Regions from separate parts of the Homo sapiens genome. Here region 2 is linked to region 1. A link is an interaction called in ENCODE POLR2A ChIA-PET data of the cell type or tissue named here. Cell type or tissue: MCF 10A. All regions are shown on one strand. Region 1 overlaps CLASP1 (cytoplasmic linker associated protein 1). Region 2 has its middle 430 kb from the start of LINC01826.

The links. Peaks named below come from ENCODE experiments on the same cell type or tissue, not always from the same donor. Only the 100,000 strongest peaks of a DNase experiment are listed, where the experiment ranks them.
Region 2: POLR2A ChIA-PET joins it to region 1 with 5 read pairs; 1 of 35 experiments calls an interaction of 5 or more read pairs at or near these places.

The regions. Positions count from the first base shown.
Region 1 is chr2:121,486,680-121,491,679 of GRCh38, reverse strand. All of the region lies in intron 8 of CLASP1 (cytoplasmic linker associated protein 1), which reads left to right. Among named protein-coding and RNA genes, the nearest start is that of CLASP1-AS1, 41 kb to the left of the region's middle. RefSeq lists an enhancer at 2,029-2,238. In MCF 10A, no CTCF peak of the experiment used is centred here; a DNase peak (open chromatin) is centred at 2,209.
Region 2 is chr2:122,640,787-122,645,786 of GRCh38, reverse strand. No RefSeq gene overlaps it. Among named protein-coding and RNA genes, the nearest start is that of LINC01826, 430 kb to the left of the region's middle. In MCF 10A, no CTCF peak of the experiment used is centred here; a DNase peak (open chromatin) is centred at 1,916.

The sequences.
Region 1 (5,000 bases):
ATATGTTGCTATATAGATGTTTCTTCTTTTTTTCATCTCCATATAATTAGCAAGCCCCTTGAAGCAAAAATTACAGTTTTTCCTTCCATGAGTTTCAAAAAGCAAATTATTTGTAAGTTTTTAAATCATGCAGATGTGCTTATGCTCATGGGAGAATTGGATTTTCAGAATGAAAGACCCAGTAATTATGGACTACTCAGTGTCCTTTATCTGCAACCACTTAATGATCTTTAATTGGATTTGATTGAAGCGAGGCCCATGAACATTAATTTGGTTAAAAAATACACATGCTTTTGAGTTTCTTGAGCAAAGCTAACATGTTTATGAGGAAAGATACAAACTATCATCTTGGTTAAATCCATGATAATTCTATAATAAATTTGTAGCTGAAGTAAAAGACCCAATATTTATTTGCTAATAAAACTATAAAGTAGATAACAAGTAATCATAACATTATTGGCTCTTATACATGAATGTACAGGGTATCATTTTGTTGCCAAATGCATTTTGCTTTATGGTTTTACACTTAAACAACTATAACTTGAAAAATATTACAGGTATCAGTTCTACTTTGTCGGAAATGAGAAATACCTGTGCAAGTCTGAAAACAGACCATTGACAGATTCTGTTAGATAAGATCTGAATTATTGCCCAGTGTGGCTAGGACAAAGCATTCATTTAAAGGCAAATCAGTTGTCTTTTCTTTATTAAGAAGCCAAGTCATTATTATCCATGCTTATCCTTTAAAAGCAATGATTGTGAATAAGTGGATCAGGTGCCAATTCTAGGTTCACACTCTCTCCCAGTGCTTGTTTATTAGACTATGCATATTACAAGGTTTGGGATAGTGGTTCAGTATCTTAGGAAAGTGTTTCCATAGTCACGAATACAAGGATAATGTGTTTGTTACAAGGCTGGCATATGTGTTGAGCTGTGCTAAGAAGCCCACCTAAAATAGCCTGGAAGAGACTGCTTCTGATGGCAGCATAAGTCGCATAAGCTGCAGCAGACAGCTTATTTTATTTTCTGTGTGGAAATAAGGTTGCTTTTTGATATTTTTCTTTTTAAGATTTGTGTTAGGAATATTCTTTTTCTTGAGGGGGAAGAACTGGTTTAAAAATTTTTAATACCACTTTTAAAGAAGACTCTCTTAAATGAGTAGAGTTGGATGGAGAAGGCTCACACCTCCCCCCAGCCACCAACCCCCAACCCTTTTTACAAAATCATTGTTAGTCTAGGCTTTTATTTTGGAATAGGGTGGCAGTTGTCATTGGTGCTGCCGGATCACACTGAACAAGTGTGGGTGGAGAGTTTGCTGATGCTTAAGTTGCTGTGAGTAGGTATAGCTTTCAGAGCAGTGTTTTTATTTGGTACCAGGATTACTGACAATCATGACTACTGGGAAAGGTAGGCTATTCTAATATATTCTGAAAAGTGTTTATAATTATTGCTGCTTGGCTAGGAAATGCTTAAATATTTTATAATTCCTGTGGTAACTAAAAATCATGGATGAAACATGGGAAAGATTGTTATGAATGTTGTTGGTATTTAAGCAGTGAAAAATTGTGAAACCTACAGGGAAATAAACATCAATGTTAACCTTCTAAGACTAGGAGAGAGGAAGTAGGCACAGTAGGCTGAGGCTAGCTGTGTTTTTATCTTCTGTTTATTTCATGGGCTTTTAATTTTTCTCTGCTTATGTTCACAGTATGAGGGTTATGAACATAAATCTATTTGCAATTGCAAGGTATTTGTTAATAACGCTAAGTGGTCTTGAAAATAATCTACTGGCTAGAAATTTCTAAGTTTTCCCAGTAGGTATAGAGGAAAAGCATAAATGATAGCAGTGCAAGGATGCTGCTTCTGTCTTAAGTCATTGTTTATTTTTTTCCCCTTTAAAAGATTTGCATTTTTAAAATGCAAAAATGTACAGGAAAACTACAAAAGAAGTATTGCTCACAAAAAATCTTCTTGATTAGGTTTCAGTCTTTCCACAGAGCTTTTTCTCAGGTTTGGCCAATATCGAAGTGATTTTAAAAGATTCTGTGTAAACAGGGTTTGCATTTAAAGGTATAGGGTACAGTTGATGTGATGGGAACAACCTGTATCACTGTCTTGCTTTCCTAGTGGTTTTGCTGGCAGACTCTTAATTTGTTGTCTTCAAAGGGTATTTCCAGACTCTTCTACTGAAACAGGTATTGCACAGAGTAAAATTGCATACAGTAACAAGTGTTTATTTGTCTCCTGCTGTGGGGAATTGGGCACACATCCAGGACTTCTGCTCAGTGTTTATTTTGTAATGGATTATTAAAGGTTTGTATAGCTATTTTCTTAAATTTGGTTAAGTTGGGCTGAAAGTACTGGAAGATGCCACATTTCTGCTCATATTTTTAAATTGAGAATTTAAAGTATATTTGTATTCTTTAATTGAGAATTTAAGGTATACAGTGATAATATTTTTATTTCATACCTAAGTATCATATTCTATTTTCAGGTTAAACTGCTGCAGGAAATCAATACCTGGGCAGGAGAGTTAAATAATTCATGTTCTGAAGTAACCTCTCTCAGAGCCTTTCCTTTGAGGATTTGAAAGTGTGTCACTTACAAGTAGCATTTGACTTAAGTTGTGATATTTTCATTTGTATTTAGCAACAGGTCAAAATAATATGAGAGTCAGCTTTTTCATGTTAAAAGCCATGGAGATAGCCTCCTGAATCTGAGTTTAAAATAAAGACGATTCTTTCACTTGATATATTTTTTCAAATTGCCTGCCTCCTTAGTCACTATCACCTGGAATTCAGGCTTACATGCTTTGGTAACTTTTACCCTCAGTAACTGCAGTCGTGATAGGAAACAAGGATTAAAATACTGTTTCTTATGGAAGTGGTATGTCTGAATCATGTATTAATTCATGACCATTAAAAATCTGCAAAATATAACAGCAGCAGGTCTCCCAAGGTGTGTAGAGTACTTTAGTGTTTTCAGAGCACTTTCCTGCGTTTTTTGTTTTATGAAGTTCACAGCAGCCCCATGAGGAGTAGGTAGGGCAGCTTTTGAACACAGATACTGAAGGTTTTGGGTTTTCTATAATTGGGTTAGTTGCAGGACAGGGGAGAGCCCTAGTTTTTGCTGTCTTAGACAAGTCTTTATTCCAGAAAGCCATTTTGTCAGGCCAAGTGCTCTGGAATCCCTCAGACTGGGTATGAGTGCCACCTCTGCATGGGCAGTTTGTGACCTGGGACTGGCAGCATGGCTGTCCACCTTCATTTTCTCATGTGCAAATTGGGGATGATAGTCCCTTTGCTGAGGAGCCAGTGAGGGGGCCTTGGGCCTGGCACATCAATCTCATCCTATTGATACAGGGACACATCCACTGTGGCAGCTCTAGGTGATCTCATAACAGGAGGTATGAAGGTTGAACTGAGGTTTAAAATAATATAGTTGATCTTTTTGTGTAGATATGGAAAGGTATTCTAAGAAAACAAGATGCAGAATTAAATGTATCCTAAGATCTTGTAAAAAGAAACCATCCAGTACCCAGATCTTGGTCACTAACACTACCAGGGCTCCTTGGGGAAATGGCTGAGTTTAGGGCTGGAGCAAGGTGAGCCAGTGTATCTCGCAGGGCCAGAAAGTAAGGAAGTGGTTGAAAAAATCAAAGAAAAAGCAAAACAAAACAACAGTGGGGGTATTGCTGAGAGACACAGGAGTCAACTGAAAGTGCTTCCAATAGCCAAAGCTAGAATGCTTTAAGCAACACAGTGAAGTATTGTTGAGTTTTAACCCAAAGTATAAAATAAATGTTAATGATCCATACGATGTAAACAAAATGATTGAAAAGTGTGTAAATGGAGATGAAGAGACGAACCTCTTGTGCAGAATTATTCCAAATCATTTATGCAAATATCCCATTCTAAAGGAGGGGAGCATAACTTCCTAGTCGGTCAGTGTGGTGGGTGTTCTTGATAGGATGTGATGAGAATGGCATTTTACCTCTGTGGTCTTCCTCCCAAAGCCCCATAAGCTCTGTGGAAACATGGCAGAAGCCTCAGGCAAACCCAAAATGAAAGATATTCTGTAAACTCCCTAACCATGTCAAGGTCATTGAAAACAAAGTCTGAGAAACTGTCACAACCTAGAAGAGCCTAGGGAGGCAGGATAACTAAATGTAATGTGGTGTCCTGAATGGGATCCTGGAGCAGATAAAGGACATTAGGGAAAAACTAAGGAATGCTGAATACGCTGGGGACAATAGTTAAAGGTAACAGTTGATCTGCGTGTTGGGTTATGTGCTTTAAGAAAATCTTTTTCACTGTTTCATGTATTTAAAACAGGTCATTAAAAAAAACAAAACATACAAAGATTAAAGACATGGACACCAGTAAGGATACTATTTGGTAATACAGATCTACCTGAGAGATGAGGAAGACCCGAATTAGGTTGGCCTCAGTGGGACTGAGAGGGAATGGAAGTGAGAGGTGGTTCTAAGCAGCACTGACCACACCCAGTGCTTATTTAGGGCAGTGGGTGGGGAAAGACCTGGTGGGAGATAGGAGGGGAAGAGTTAAGAGCAATTCCATATTTTGGCCTGGACAAATGGTGGTAGGACCAACTGAAGTCAGGAACCTGGAGGGGAGAGCAGGTTTTGAGGGTAAGATGATTATAGGTGATTATAGTTTTGGACACTTGGACATAGAATTTTGTTTGTACGTGAGTTTGATTCAGGTAGGTTTGTATCTTGGAGTAGACTTGAGATTGCTATTAGAGGATTAAGTATTATTGGAACATGGCTATTTATGTTAAATTGTCATCTTCTTTCTCTTTGTCTTCGTATGTAGCGGTATGGTATTTGCCTCTCTAGCTAAAGAGGGTTCTGGAGAAAGAGATCATTAAAGCAGAGATGGAAGATTTGAAGGATTATTTGCACAAATGGCAAATAGCTCTTAGTGTAATTACTTTAAAGTATGAGAGAACATTCTGGTAGGAAACCTTTTCCAAAT
Region 2 (5,000 bases), 1.2 Mb before region 1:
AAAATTAACAGAAGACTTATTCATAATAGTCCAAACCTGTAAACAATTCTAATGGTCATCAAAAAAGAATAAGAAAATAAAATATGATGTTATATATATTCATTTAGTGGAAAACTACTTAGCAAAAAGAAGATGTCATCTACTGATACATACAAATCATGAATGTAAAAAACACAGATTATTCTGACTAGACAGAGTCAGACATATACAAGCACATATTGTAGAATTCTATTTAAATCAACTTCTGAAGTAGGTAAAACTAACAGACAGTAGAAGTTGCCTCAGCAGAGACTGAATGGAAAGAAGCAAAGAATATGTTTGTGGGTGATGGAAAAAACTCTGTTGTTTAGGTGGTGGTAACATGAATGCATGCTATTACAAAAACTGATTAATAGAAATACTTAACTATTTATTTTATGATACGTAAATTATACTTCAACATAAAGTTGAGAAAACAAGGGGAGCTGCAGATAAAGACTAACAAATTTATTAGCAAGTTCAATAAGTGTAATTATTTCTCATCTCCAACCGGTAAAAGATAAAATTGGGAAATGATTTCAGCTATGGTATGACGTGAGCAAGAAGTTAGCCCTTGTTGCTATAAGCCACTGAGATTGTGGGATTGTTTGTTCATGAGACATAACCAAGCAAAAGGTGTTACTTGTTCCAAGACAAATTAGCCACCTATTTCTGCCGTTTAAAAATAAATCTCGAGGCCAAGGCGGGCGGATCATGAGGTCAGGAAATCGAGACCATCCTGGCTAACACGGTGAAACCCCGTCTCTACTAAAAAATACAAAAAATTAGCCGGGCGTGGTGGCGGGCACCTGTAGTTCCAGCTACTAGGGAGGCTGAGGCAGGAGAATGGCGTGAACCCGGGAGGCGGAGCTTGCAGTGAGCCAAGATCGAGCCGCTGCACTCCAGCCTGGGCGACAGAGCAAGACTCGGTCTCAAAAAATAAAAATAAAAAAAAAAACTCACCATCTTCAAATGTTTAAAGTATAAAATATATTAATTACCTATAATTTGTTTGCTTACTTGTTTTTGCTTGTTTTGATGTTTGCTGTTTATTATTTCTAGTGAGATGGTAAAATTCTACACAGCCAAGGCCAAGTAACAGGGAGTATAGAAATTGATATTGGAGGCTAGAAATACGATAATCTATGATATGCCTTTTTTAATACTAATAACTTAAAATGATTATCACGGCTGCAAATGGCAATTATTTTCATGTTAGTAGAGGGATGAATCTTTTTCTTTTCTGAATTACTGAAGGTCAGAGAAGAAAAGAAAGTTTCTGACAATCCTCATCCTATCTCCTAATATTCTTTGCTTCCAGAAAAATGAGTGCTAAGGCTAGAAGAAAGGGAGGTATTTGAAACCAACATATATTAACTGAATACTATGTATTTGGCATTTTTGTGGGATGCTTTGTGTACATTGTGTTGTTTAATCTTCATTAATCTTCATTTAAAGGTACAAATTATCTATTATAATCACTGTTTTAGAGATGAAGAAATTGGGGCTCACGGATTAAATGACACCTATTTTTCATATCACACACTACAAAATCTCAAACACAGGTGAGTATGATGGTGAAGAGGGTGTACTATGTTTCCTGTCTTTATTTATCCTAAAACAATTGCCAAAGTCTCCCATTTGTGAGTCAGAACAGCTTTATGACCTCCAAACCACTGTCCAAGGAATAGGAAGAAAAAGTGTTATTTGATTTGTGGTAAAGACAGCATATCAGATTTGTTTAATTGCTTCTTCATTATTTAGTTCTCAGAAACACCATCTATTAATCACCTGAGAGTTAATCATACTACATTGTATCCATTACAAGCAGAAGCCATTAGTCAGAAAGCCAACAGCAAAGACAGTGCTTATGAAAAGCAATCATCATTTTGGATGTGGGCCAGCATTTACCCAGCTGCCTGTTGGCTAATGACACACAACAGAACACTTTAGAGAGATATGGCTAAGAGGAAGCAGACATTTTATTTGTTTTCCAAAGAAAACAAAGAGTGAAATAAAAAAAAAAAGTACTCAGTGAAGTTAAAAAACATGTTCTTTTGGAATTTCTAATCATTTCTGAGTTTGTCATGGCTCACTAAAGATTAAAAATGTATCAGATGTGGTGTGCAGGCTATAAACAAATGCATCATCATGAAGAAACTGGGGAGAATAAAGGCAAAAAAAATGAAAACAACTAGAACTCTCCAGATTGAAGACAACCCAATTGTCCTTTTATTCAGAGACAATATGGCCACAAAAATTATGTGTTCAAAAAGACTTACATTTATCTTTTTGGAAAATGTATCCAACACTATGTGATGTAGTACCTCACTTAAACCTATCCCCTCCCTCTTCCTTCGGCAATCTAATTGATTTTAAAAGAGTTAACAGCAATTCTTTAGAAAGTGTTAATAAGGATATTTAGGCAATTCTAAAATGCCATTTTATACACACATTAGCAAATGCCATTCTTGGAGTCTATGTTATCTAGTAGCAGTCTGGGTGGTGTGGTGTCTTCTGAGGGGCTTCAGAGTACCTTTCATATGCAGGAAATATTTTCAGCAGTACGTTTGCAAACCATGAGATTCTACCACTAGAGTAACAGGTTTCAGGTGTGTGTCACTTTCCTACCTGTTAATCTTAAGGTTAAAAACAATTATTGGATTTCTCAAAGAATGATACTGGAACTCACTGAATTTTGGGAAAGTAAAATCCAGAGACTCGAATGGTGCCTTCATCTATTCAGGCAGCTGTAACAAATTTATAAGCAACAGAATTTATAAGCAGAGTAATTTATAAGCAGAGTAATTTATAAGCAACAGAATTCATTGTTCACAGTCCTGAAGGCTGGAAAGTCCAAGATCAAGATGCCAACAGATTCAACATGCGGCAAGGGCCCATTCCTTGTAGATAACACATTTTGCTGCATTTTCACATGGCAAAAGGGGTGAACAAGCTCCCTCAAGCGTTTTTCACAAGGGCACTAATTTCATTTTTAAGGGCAGAGCCCTCTTGACCTAATCAGCCAAAAGCCTCGCCTGGTAATACCGTGACCTTGGGGGTTAGGTTTCAACATGTGAATCTTGAGGAAATACAATTCTTCAGACCATAACAAATGTATAAAACGATAGCAAGCTTTGTAGTTCTTCACAGGCACTCTAATGTCTGAGCACAACTACTACTTACATGTTCAACCTCTTCAGTTTTATCAGCCATATTTGGCGTAACATATATGACTTTTTTGGTTTTTTTTTGTTTTTTTGTTTTTTTTGTGATGGAGTTTCACTCTTGTCACCCAGGCTGGTGTGCAACGGTGTGATCTCAGTTCACTGCAACCTCCACCTCCCGGGTTCAAGCAATTCTCCTGCCTCAGCCTCCCAAGTAGCTGGGATTACAGGCACCCGCCACCACACCTGGCTAATTTTCATATTTTTAGTAGAGATGGTGTTTCACCATGTTGCCCAGGCTGGTCTCGAACTCCTGACCTCAGGTGATCCACCCACCTCGGCCTCCCAAAGCGCTGGAATTACAGGCATGAACCACCACACCCGGCCCATATATGACTTTTTTAAGGTCTCATCTAAAAATATCCAAGTGACATGGTCCAGCAAAATTTGATGGAACCCCATAAAGAGAAAGAAAGAAAAATACAAGAAATTTTTACCAGTATTCCAAATTTCCTAGTTATTGCCATGCTTTATATCTGGAAAGGCATTCTGACTGGGCCTTATACAGAGGTATATAATGAAAGAAAATGGAAATTTAGGTAGGCAAATGTTTATTGAAGTTTTATGCAATGTGCAAGAAATATACACATTATCTCATTTAATCTTATCAATAATTGTAGACATTCTTTGCCTGTCATCTATATGGGGAATCTGGAGATCAGCTAGTTTGTGTATTTTGCCTAAATTCATATAGGACTTTAATTAAGCAATTTTTGTTTTTAAAACTTTTTTTTAAATTACCAAATCTTCATGTTTTTTCAGGTATATCTTCCCCTTATTTTATAATGCTGTAAGTTTTGCACTTGAAGAGATACTGGGGATATTCAGAATAGCTTAACATTGGTAACATCTTCATACATGACCTTCAATGGACATACAGAAGCAAAACTCCATATCCACTTCAACGGGGTTGCCATTTGAAATCGTGGGGTCGAGTCGTTGAGTGTGGCAATATCGTGCTAAACTAGGACTCACCGAGAGAGAAGTTGCTAAATGTGGTAAGCACTGGCCTTGTCCTTTAGCATAAATCTCAGGGCTACCTGACCTTGAGAGGAACCCCTACCAGCAGGTTAATGTTGGCCCCACTCTTCAGAGTTTACTGTTTTCATCTACAACAACTTAAATTGCAATGTAGGACCCCGTTTTTCCACATTGATGCCATGCTTTCCAATAGTTTCAATGTTATATTTTCCCATGTGCCGCTGGACTCCACTCTTAAGGCTTCCTATTAAAAAATAGACCACACAGTCTTTCTAAAACTCTCAGGAAGAAGGTACCTGACCTTTCCTAAACACCCAGAAGCCCCGTATCTGCCAACAGTACCCATACCAGGCAATAAACAGGCCTCACTGTACAAATAATATTTTGGAACAAGTTTGTGACATTTGTTGTTGAATCCCCAATGCATAGCAGGGAGTCTGGAATCTAATAAGTGCTTCCTCTCTATGTCTTGTTTTTCATTCATGCAGCAGCTATTTATTAAGAATCCTCATATCAGGAACTGTGATTGCACTGGAAACACAGGGAAAAGACTGAGGTCAAGGGAAGATGTGGACACCTAGGTGACCAGGTCATGATTAAAAGGATCAATTGGGGCACTTATGCAATATGACGTTTCCTTGAAGGGACCTGAATGGAGCAACCAAGTTAATTCTTGTATCAGGCAAGGCAGAATCTTGAAGGTTAACTAGGAGTTTTTCAGGTGGAAAGAGGGGTTATAAAAAAGACGTGGGAAATAATCCTGTAAACCAACCA